2 separate regions of the Homo sapiens genome follow, and region 1 is linked to region 2. A link is a loop called in an ENCODE intact Hi-C map of the cell type or tissue named here. Cell type or tissue: natural killer cell. All regions are shown on one strand.

Region 1 (5,000 bases), 55 kb before region 2:
AAAAAAAAAAAAAAAAAAATTAGCCAGGCATGGTGGCACGTGCCTGTAGTCCCAGCTACTCAAGAGGCTGAAGCAGGAGAATCGCTTGAACCCAGGAGGCGGAAGTTGCAAAAACTTATTGAAGGAAGCTCATATCCACTCAGTAATGGACTTGGGTTCTTGGTTTCACCATCCACAAATCTCTTTAACCGTGTTGGTACCCAGTCACATGTCACTTTTGTTTACAAAGTTAATAGCCTGGGCAACATGCCAAAACCCCATCTTTACAAAAAATAAACTGGACTTGGTGGCGTGTGCCTGCATTCTCAGCTACTTGGGAGGCTAAGGTGTGAGGATTGCTTGAGCCCAGGAGGTGGAGGTTGAAGTGAGCTGAGATCATGTCACCGTAGTACAGCCTGAGCAACAGAACGAGAACTTGTCTCAAAATAAACAACACAAAACAGAAAAGCAAAGTTAATAAGAGAGAATACCTTGCTTATTTCAAGCTACTAAGTTTTTAGGCTTCCTCAATGTACAAAGGTAGTATTTCTGTCACAGACCCCTCCCTCTAGCTTGCCAGGGTCCCTGTTCTAGTTATTGAACCGAAAACATTCTAAATGATAAATTTTTCCACTTTGGCATATTATGCCCCCAATTTAAGAGCTATTTATGGTAAGAAAAGTTAAATTATATTTCTGTTATTACTCAGTAGAACCTATAAGTTTAAAACAAACCCCATCACATAGTTGCTAGTAAAAGACTTTGGATTTTGAAGACAAAAGAAAAAAAATGCCCTCACTACCATGAGGAAAGCATTACCATTCAGGTATCTAAATAGAAGTAGAATATGCTTCTAAATCATCCTTTTATCTTTCTGTACCTAATATAAACGTGGCAGATGCATGATTGTCCTGTAGGAGCTATTTCAACCTAGAATTGGAGTAGCAGAGCTACTAATTTGACTGTGTCCTTTTATAGCTTCTTAATTTTGAAAAAAAGAAATAAGGAGGGAAGGAAGAGAAAAGAGTGAGAGAGAGATTTAAAAGACTGGTTGCTGGGGTGAAAAGGAAGTGGTTCTTTTTGTTTTTTGGTTTTTTTGTTTTTTTTTTTTCAATATTGGTGAATAAATTCTCTTTTTCAGAATGTGAGAACTTCCTGGATGTTGGACTGGGCAGAGAGTGTACCTCAAAACAAGGTGTACTTAAAAGAGAATCTGGGAGTGATTCTGACCTCTTTCACTCACCCAGTGATGACATGGACAGCATCATCTTCCCAAAGGTACTGTGTGGACCTTCCTTTCATTTTTGTCACACGGCTTTTGTGTTCCTATTTGGGCTTCCCAAACTCTTTTCCAACTTTTTCCCCCTCTTGTGCTCTCCTGTTTCCCTAAATATGTAACTCCTGCTAGTAAGTTGTGATCCAGCTAGCCTTGTAGGGCCTCACTCACTCTGAGAGGCATGTAAATGTTCTTTGGAGAAGGAAGCGCCAGATTACCAGGGTTTAGAAAAAGGCACTGGGCTGGGCATGGTGGCTCACGCCTGTAATCCCAACACTTTGGGAGGCTGAGGTGGGCGGACCCCTTGAGGTCAGGAGTTCGAGACCAGCCTGGCCAACATGGTGAAACCCCATCTCTACTAAAAATATAAAAATTAGCTGGACGTGCTCACTTGAACCCAGGAGGTGGAGGTTGCAGTGAGTCAAGTTCGCGCCACTAAACTCTAGCCTGGGTGGCAGAGCGAGACTCTGTCTCCAAAAACAAAAAAAAGGGAAAGAAAAAAGCATTGGCCAAAGTTATTTAATGTGAAATTGTGGCCAGTTAAATACAGATTTTGAAGCTCACTTGGGAGTCAGAAGAAATGGAAGTTCCTTTAGAATTAATTAAGTCAGATGACAGTGAACACTTCTCAGTGGGCAGCAAGGACCGCAGCTCAGACTATATGATGTCATATTTATAAACCAGCTGTAGAGTCATTTCTGGTTAATGTGTTTAGGCCTGAAGCTTCCTGCTGAGTGTGGTCATATCACTCATCCTCATCTAGCCTGCCTAATTGGAACTTTCTAGATCTCTGCAATAGAGCCCTTCCACATGAATCAGCTCACATTTGCATATAATTGGAGGCTGCCTAAGGGAGGTGGGGAATGGGGGTAGTTTGCTTTCTTTTGCTTATATTTGTTTCTAGTGGCAGCAAGTTCTGTTTTGCTCACCTGAGAAGAATAGAGGGCTTTCCCCACAGCAGAGATGGCAAATGCTACTCAATTATATGCCACAAGTGGTTTTCTTAATGGTAAGGAGGTGAAGAGGCGGAAACACTGTTGCATCTACCAACACGGTTCCTTCTAGTTTTATAATGAGCTCGGAGAAGTGGTGAGAGCAGTTGTGTTAGTGGGTGATTAGGTTGTCCAAGATGGTGAATGATGCTGTGTAGAAGTTACAAGAATAGGCCGGGTGTGGTGGCTCATGCATGTAATCCCAGCACTTTGGGAGGCCAAGGCGGGTAGATCACTTGAGGTCAGGAGTTCGAGACCAGCCTGGAAATGGTGAAAACCCGTCTCTACTAAAAATACAAAAAAATTAGCTGGGCATGGTGGCGCGTGCCTGTAACCTCAGCTACTCTGGAGGCTGAAGCAGGAGAATTGCTTGAACCCAGGAGGTGAAGGCTGAAGTGAGCTGAGATCACACCACTGCACTGCAGCCTGGGCAACAGGAGTGAAACTCCATCTCAAAAGTAAAAATAAAATAAAATAGAAGTTACAAGAAAAGAGACCTAAAGATTTGGGAATCAGGAGCATATCAGTGCCTCTGTGAATGTACCCTGTGTGCCTTCCTTTCATTTTTGGCCTTCCCTGACTTTTTTTTTTTTGAACTCATTGTCTTCCCAAGGTCTTTGGAAAGACTTATTTAATATGATGCAAACTTAAGGATTTCTATCATTGTCACTCATAGTGACTTGACAAAAAATTCTATGAAGTAAAAACTCCACATTTAGGACCGGGCGCAATGGCTCACGCCTGTAATCCCAGTACTTTGGGAGGCTGAGGCGGGCTGATCATGAGGTCAGGAGATCGAGACCATCCTGGCTAACACGGTGAAACCCCATCTCTACTAAAAATAGTGGTGGCGGGCACCTGTAGTCCCAGCTACTCGGGAGGCTGAGGCAGGAGAATGGCGTGAACCCGGGAGGCGGAGCTTGCAGTGAGCCGAGATTGTGCCACTGCACTCCAGCCTGGGCGACAGAGCGAGACTCCATCTCAAAAAAACAAAAAACAAAACAAAAAAAACTCCACATTTAGAAGATCTGCCTTTCTCTTTACTTAGGAAAAGAGAAATCAATAGTTTTATGTTATTTTATTTTTTTTTTAATAATATCAGAATTTAGGTAATTTCCACTGCGACTTTCGAGGTTTTAATTGTAAGGAATTCTGTTCCCCGCAAGGGGAATACCATTCTGAAGATATGTGTCGCTAAAAACATACTGAGATAAACAGATTAGATAGTATCTCTAAGTTCCAGCTTTAAAATGGGATCATTGATAATCATTGAAACTAGGTCATGGATATACAGAGATTTGTTAAACATTTATATATGTTTGAAAATTTTAACGTAAAAAGTTTTTTAAAAATGGAAGTGTCTTTGTTAAGAAATACTTCCTTGCAACCTCCTAGGTGCATGACAGCTTGTGCCTGGATGTTACCATCTCTGCAGACTCAGAGTTACTTCTGGTCACTTAATTGAATGGTTTTCTTAGCTAAGGAGAATTAGAATTTTCTATATTTCGCCGTCTTATTTTCCCAGAACCATTTACAAAATTGCTCATATAAATGGCCTGTGCTAGATTTGGAAGATTTTTTTTTTCAAGAATATTAGACATATAATTTTTAAAAGTTGAAGGAGGCCAGGCGTGGTGGATCTTAGCATTTTGGGAGGCTAAGGCAGGAGGATCACTTGAGTCAAGGAGTTTGAGATCAGCCTGGGCCAATATAATGGGACCTTGTCTCTACAAAAAATACCAAAATTAGCCAGACATGGTGGTGCACACCTGTGGTCCCAGCTATTCAGGAGGCTGAGGTGGGAAGATCACTTAAGTGTAGGAGGTTAACGCTGCAGTGAGCCGTGATGGCACCACTGCACTCCAGCCTGGGCGACAGAGCAAGACCCTGTCTCAAAAATAAATAAATAAATAACACCTACATTTTATACTAGACTGCTTAGGGAAAACCAGAAATGGTAGCTTCACTTTCACCTCCTCATGCATGCTTGAGAATGTCTGCATGGCCTGAGAAGAGATGGGGAGGATTTTTCTCTTAGTGTTTTTGCTGTACCAAAGTAGCCTGTGACCAGGAGAGGCTTTGCAATAAATGTTTGCTCTAGCATTAATAAAACCAAGGGCTGACTTACAAAAAGGAGAGAGACTAATATTGACAGGATACTTACTGTACAGTAGGTACTGAACTAAATTTTTAAAATATTTGATCTCAATTTGTCTGCCCAGCAACCCTGACAAGTGGGTGGTTTTATGCTCTTGAGGAAATAGAGGCACTGATAGGTAAAGAAATGTATCCAGAATTACTTAGTGGGTGAGCAGCCAACTTGAGGTTTGCATCTAGGCCTGACTCTAAAATCTGTTCATTTTTTATTTTACTCTCAACCTCCCCAAACCTGCTCTAATAGCCAGTGATTAAATAAAAGCGTGGCACTGGCAGATAGGCCATCAGCTGCTTCCTTAAAAGTCTTCCTCAGTGGTCACCCCCAGAGTGTGCTATGCAAAATATCAGAATGTCTTGCAGTTTGTTCCCAGGTTCTAACCCTCTTCTCCATCTCTAAAAAATAATCTGTAGGCGAGACATTGCAACATCTTTTTCTGTGAACCATGAGTGGTACATGAGGTCACTTCCTGCAGCCATTTGTGTCTCTGGCCTCACAGAGGTCTTTAACAGCCCGTAACGTTTGTCGTGACCTTTTCACCTTAACCCTGTCTTTCCATTCAGTATGCCTCCTGGTAAATGACTCTTTAGTGAGTGTT
Region 2 (5,000 bases):
TTCTGGATTGTGATGTGAAACATTATCAGGAGATTTAAGGTTGAAAGTTATAGACAGTCTTTTTGAAGACCCAAAGAATCTTGTGCTATAGAGGACAATAGATTTAAGAACCGTTGGCTTATGGTTATAATGAGTGGCTGTACCTTTCCATGACTAGCTCCAGATAATTTTGCAATTTTAAGTTCAGGCTAAAAGAAGTTGTCTAATATATGCCAGTGTATATTTAGCCTTGTATTGCCATTGACTTGTGTATATACATTATTTCTAGGTTACAAATAGTTGAAATTTGCCCTCTTTGGCTATATTAAGTCTTTGTCTACATTAGACTATCACTCAGAATTAAACCTGTAACTGGCATATAATAAATTTATCAGATAGCAGAAATATTCAGTTAATGTAGGAGAATGCACAGGCATCCTAAGCCCATTTTTGCTTTCTTGATATGTCTTCCTGTTAAACATGATAGAAATTCTCTTTTACTGGACTCCCTGGATGATGAAGCACACATAGCTAGGACACCACAAGTTATTAGACTCCTTATGCTATCAGTGTCGTATGTGCTAGAACCGCCTCTGGAGAGCAAGATCTGGGTTACCTCTTGGAGACTTCCATTGCCCAACGATGCCAGAGGTACCCGTGGAGAATCACTTGTGTAGGGTTTGGTATTGACTGGGGAAAACTGTAGGAAAGGTTTGAGGGTCTGAGATTCTCAGCCACACTTCTGTGTAGTAATTAGTTTAATGGATAGGGCGGTAGCTTTCAGGATGTCAGGTGTTTGGAAGCTCCACAGATTTCTGAATTTGTGTATATTTAAAACTACATAAAAACGTACCTTCTTAAAGGTATAATTCCCAAATTTTAACATCAACATATCAGCTTTAGCTATCAGCCTACCTATTCATTTGTATTTTTCCTTCCATCTCTAATTAATTGAAGATTATACTGTGATTGCAAGGCAAGCCATTAAAAAAAAACTGCTAATATTGGTTATTTATCTACATGAAGAACGTTAAGATGTTCTCTGTGTCATGTACTCAAAATTAAATAAAGAAATTAGAGGTTGTGGTAGGTAAGTGAATTGCGAATGTCATGCACCTCTGACCTCACGTTTTTAGTTCATCACAGCTGCTTCATTGTTCTCATTAACTTTGAAAGTAAATATTAAAATTGCAACTCAAAATAAATCTGTACTGTTTTACATATCTGAACACAGTATATTAATATTTCATATAAGACTTTTTAGAGTTTTTCTAGTATTTTGGAAAACCAGTGAAATAGTGGATTGGCTACTGGTTCTGTGCTAATAGTGTTTATAAGTGGAATGGGACTTTTTTTAATATGAAGTCACCCAAGGAATTTGCTTTTTCTGGAGGCACGTTATTTCATGAAGTCCAGTGTGTTATCACTAGACTAAAGTCTTTTCTGTTTGGGAAGTCTGTCGGTGGGGACAGGGGTCATAATAACCTTTGCTAGTTGTTCTTTGATTTTTGGTAATGGCTTGATCTAATCAAATATCAGAGATTATCTTAGTTCTACCTGCTCAGCAAAAACCAGGAAAAAGAGTTAACATATTTGAGGGGTTTTTTTTGTTTTTTGTTTGTTTGAGACGGCGTCTCACTCTGTCACCTAGGCTGGAGTACAGTGGCGCAATCTCGGCTCACTGCAACCTCCTCCTCCCAGGTTCAAGCGATTCTTCTGCCTCAGTCTCCCAAGTAGCTGGGACTACAGGAACACGCCACCACACCTGGCTAATTTTTTTTTGTATTTTTATTAGAGTTGGGGTTTCACCATATTGGCCAGGCTGGTCTTGAACTCCTGACTCAGGTGATCCACCCTCCTCAGGCTCCCAAAGTGTTGGGATTACAGGCGTGAGCCACCATGCCTGGCTATATTTGAGGTTTAAACTGAAAAGTATCAGACAGCAAAAAGGAATAGTTTAAGTTGGGCTTGACTGTTACCCTAATATGCACTAAGTTTCAAAAATACATTCTTTAATTTGCATACCACCCTACTCCAGAAGTAATGTAGAAATAGTCTCAACATCTGGTGATAGCATTAAGGTTTATGTAAGACAGTCTGCAGCCTGCCTCTTATAAAAAGAAGGGGGTAGGCCAGGCACGGTGGCTCACGCCTGTAATCCCAGCACTTTAGGAGGGCAAGGCAGGTGGATCACGAGATCAGGCGTTCAAGACCAGCCTGACCAACATGGTGAAACCCCGTCTCTACTAAAAATACAAAAAATTAGCTGGGCATGATGGTGGGCGCTTGTAATCCCCAGCTACTTGGGAGGCTGAGGCAGGAGAACTGCTCGAACCCGGGAGGCGGAGGTTACAGTCAGCCAAAGATCGCGCCATTGCACTTCAGCCTGGGTGACAGAGCAAGACTCACACACACACACACACACACACACACACACAAAAGGAGTGAAAAGGATTGAAAGCAACAAAATAGTATGTAGTCATCTTCTCAAAGGAACCAAAGTAATGGGCTGATTATCTTCAGCTTCCTGAAGAAGCTGAATGTTTGTATGTAGGAAGTCCCATGTGTTATCTTGGCAGGAAGTAGAAAATATGAGTAATTTGGGGACGCAGAATCTTTCGTCACTTCCCTCCATCGCGTCTCATGTCCAGGATCTTCCCAGGAGTCGTAGGAAATGTAGCATCCATGCAGTTAGTCGTTTACCTCCTAGGAAACCTTTGTGCTCTTAGGAGACAGTGGCTTCCCATTGTGGTTAAGTGTAACCCTGTTTGGCTGACCCCTGGATAGAGCTTCATACCCTCAGCACTGCATAGTCACCTTTGACTTGTGGTTAGAAAGATCAGCCATATAGTCCATCATGATGATATGTTATGATGGTTTATACAAGAAACTGGGACTTTTTATCTCAGCCAAAACGCTACTCTTGCTTTAGGATTAGGTGACTTTAACAGGGTTAATAGAGGAATGTCTTTTCAACTCTTATTTCTCTATTATGTAAAGCTGTCCTTGAATAGTCAGCTGTTCTTTCCAGCTGCCACAAATAATTTGTTCTTTGAAAAGCTTAGTGACTTAGTGGGGTCTTTCAGAATAAGGAATTTGTTATGTTCAGGTTTTGGGGTCTTGCCAGTGGTTCTGTTTTGCTTGCTTTAAACAGATGTAAAATGATACTGAGATTATTGCTGATTTATTTTCTGTTGTGCTAGCAGCATTTCAGTACTTTTGTGGTAGGTTGTTTCTTTTACATAAAAAATAAACAAGTAAACCAGCTGCAATCTAAGTAGGAAACATAAGAATTTAGAATGTGTGTGATGGTTAGATTTTACTTCTGATTTCATCAGAAAAGTTGCCCTCTAGACAGTTTTCTGGCATTTATAGTTCATTGCTTATATGAGAGAATAAAATACATATAGTTGATTAAAGGAAGGAAGTTTATTACTTAGGGAAAAGGAAGGTAAAAAAAGACCCTAAGCAATAAAGGCAATTCTTTTTTAAGCAGAATACTTTCATTTTATTTCATTTTTGTTTACCAGTGTTGTTACGAAAACTGCTGCTGGGGCTACTTCAGCTGAGATGATTTGGCTCTTTTTTGTGGCTTTCTTCTTGTTCTGTACATCAGCACTGTGGTTATTACACCAGCTACCAAGAACATCTCACATGCCTTTTGCATATAAGCACTCTTAGTCCAGATAGGGCGATGTCTCAAATCCCCCAAAGATTTTATTTATTGGCCAGGTGCCGTGGCTCACGCCTGTGATCCCAGCACTTTGGAAGGCTGAGGCGGGTGGATCACCTGAGGTTAGGAGTTTGAGACCAGCCTGGCCAACATGGCGAAATACCATCTCCACTAAAAATACAAAAAATTAGTCAGGCGTAGTGGCATGGACCGGTAATCCCAGCTACTCAGGAGGCTGAGACAGCAGAATCACCTGAACCCAGGAGGCAGAGGTTGCAGTGAGCCAAGATCGTACCACTGCACTCCAGCTTGGGTGACAGAGCAAGACTCCATCTCAAAAAAAAAAAATATATATATATATATATACACACACATATATTTAATAATTTTTTTTTGAGAGACAGGGTCTCTGTTAAAGATTTTAAACAAGAAGTTTAAAGTTGCAGAAAGAATTTTGTAGCATGCATTTCTAAATTTGCTCATATTTAACTGTTTTTTGTTTTATTTTCATTTTCTTGGTTAGAGTTGAAATGATAGGAGAAAGTTGTGCATTTCTATCCTTAAAGGTAATTCCTCAACTTGTGTCCTGGAGAAGAATCAGGTCATTTTTCCCAGTTAGATTTTGCTGCTCACATCTGTAGGCAGAACAGTCAGAAGTCTTCAGCCTATTCCCAAGTGATGATCAATGAACTGAAGTACTGGAAGACCTTTTTTGTCAGAGCCTTGGCTGCATATGACTCAGCTCCCAAAGGTGGCTCGTTTCTGTGTAGGCAGTCCTTTGATATTCTGTCATTTCATTTCAGTTTGGCATGGCCACTCCTCTTATCATTGTATAAAGTTGATTTTCTTAAGTTAGCCTCGCTAATGGTTTGTTTTATTTTTCTTCCGAAAGATAAAAAACACATAGTATATAACCATTCGCCAAAGATCTGTGGTGGTTGGTGGCATGGGTTAAAAAAAAGATACAGCAATAGATAGATGATAGTTTCCAGTCATGTGGGTTTAACTTCATTTTCTTTGGTTTGATGCCTCCTTGTAGCAAAGAAAGAAGTTGAAGGCTGGACTGTTTGTTTTAGGTACAGAGGAATCCGATTAGGGATCAGCTCTGTTCCCATAAACCACTGTGCTGAGACCTTTTTGAAGAATTTTAAAAAATGAAAGCATATTGCCTACTGCTATTAGGAAATCTATCAAATAAATAAATAAAAGGCCAGATAATTATTTTCTGATCTTCATAACAACATGGTATGGTTTGTGGCAGAGAGCTTAAAAATGTATTAGATTTGTCTTCAATTCTTGTGTTCTTGGTAATTTTCTGTTTTCCCAAACAGAGAGTAAGATTTTAGTC

What was found. A loop is a pair of places that touch in the nucleus more often than their neighbours do. Peaks named below come from ENCODE experiments on the same cell type or tissue, not always from the same donor. Only the 100,000 strongest peaks of a DNase experiment are listed, where the experiment ranks them.
Region 1: it touches region 2 in a loop (8-fold over the local background); 5 of 110 quality-filtered maps call a loop at or near these places.

What each region holds. Positions count from the first base shown.
Region 1 is chr15:85,644,698-85,649,697 of GRCh38, forward strand. AKAP13 (A-kinase anchoring protein 13) reads left to right here. Exons shown (of 37, transcript NM_007200.5): 10 at 1,121-1,257. Among named protein-coding and RNA genes, the nearest start is that of LINC02883, 110 kb to the right of the region's middle. In natural killer cell, no CTCF peak of the experiment used is centred here; DNase peaks (open chromatin) are centred at 254, 2,084 and 4,874; H3K27ac peaks cover 4,058 bases.
Region 2 is chr15:85,699,855-85,704,854 of GRCh38, forward strand. The region is part of intron 17 of AKAP13 (A-kinase anchoring protein 13); the gene reads left to right. Among named protein-coding and RNA genes, the nearest start is that of LINC02883, 56 kb to the right of the region's middle. RefSeq lists a silencer at 4,998-5,000. In natural killer cell, no CTCF peak of the experiment used is centred here; DNase peaks (open chromatin) are centred at 2,577, 3,587 and 4,397; H3K4me3 peaks cover 400 bases; H3K27ac peaks cover 3,679 bases.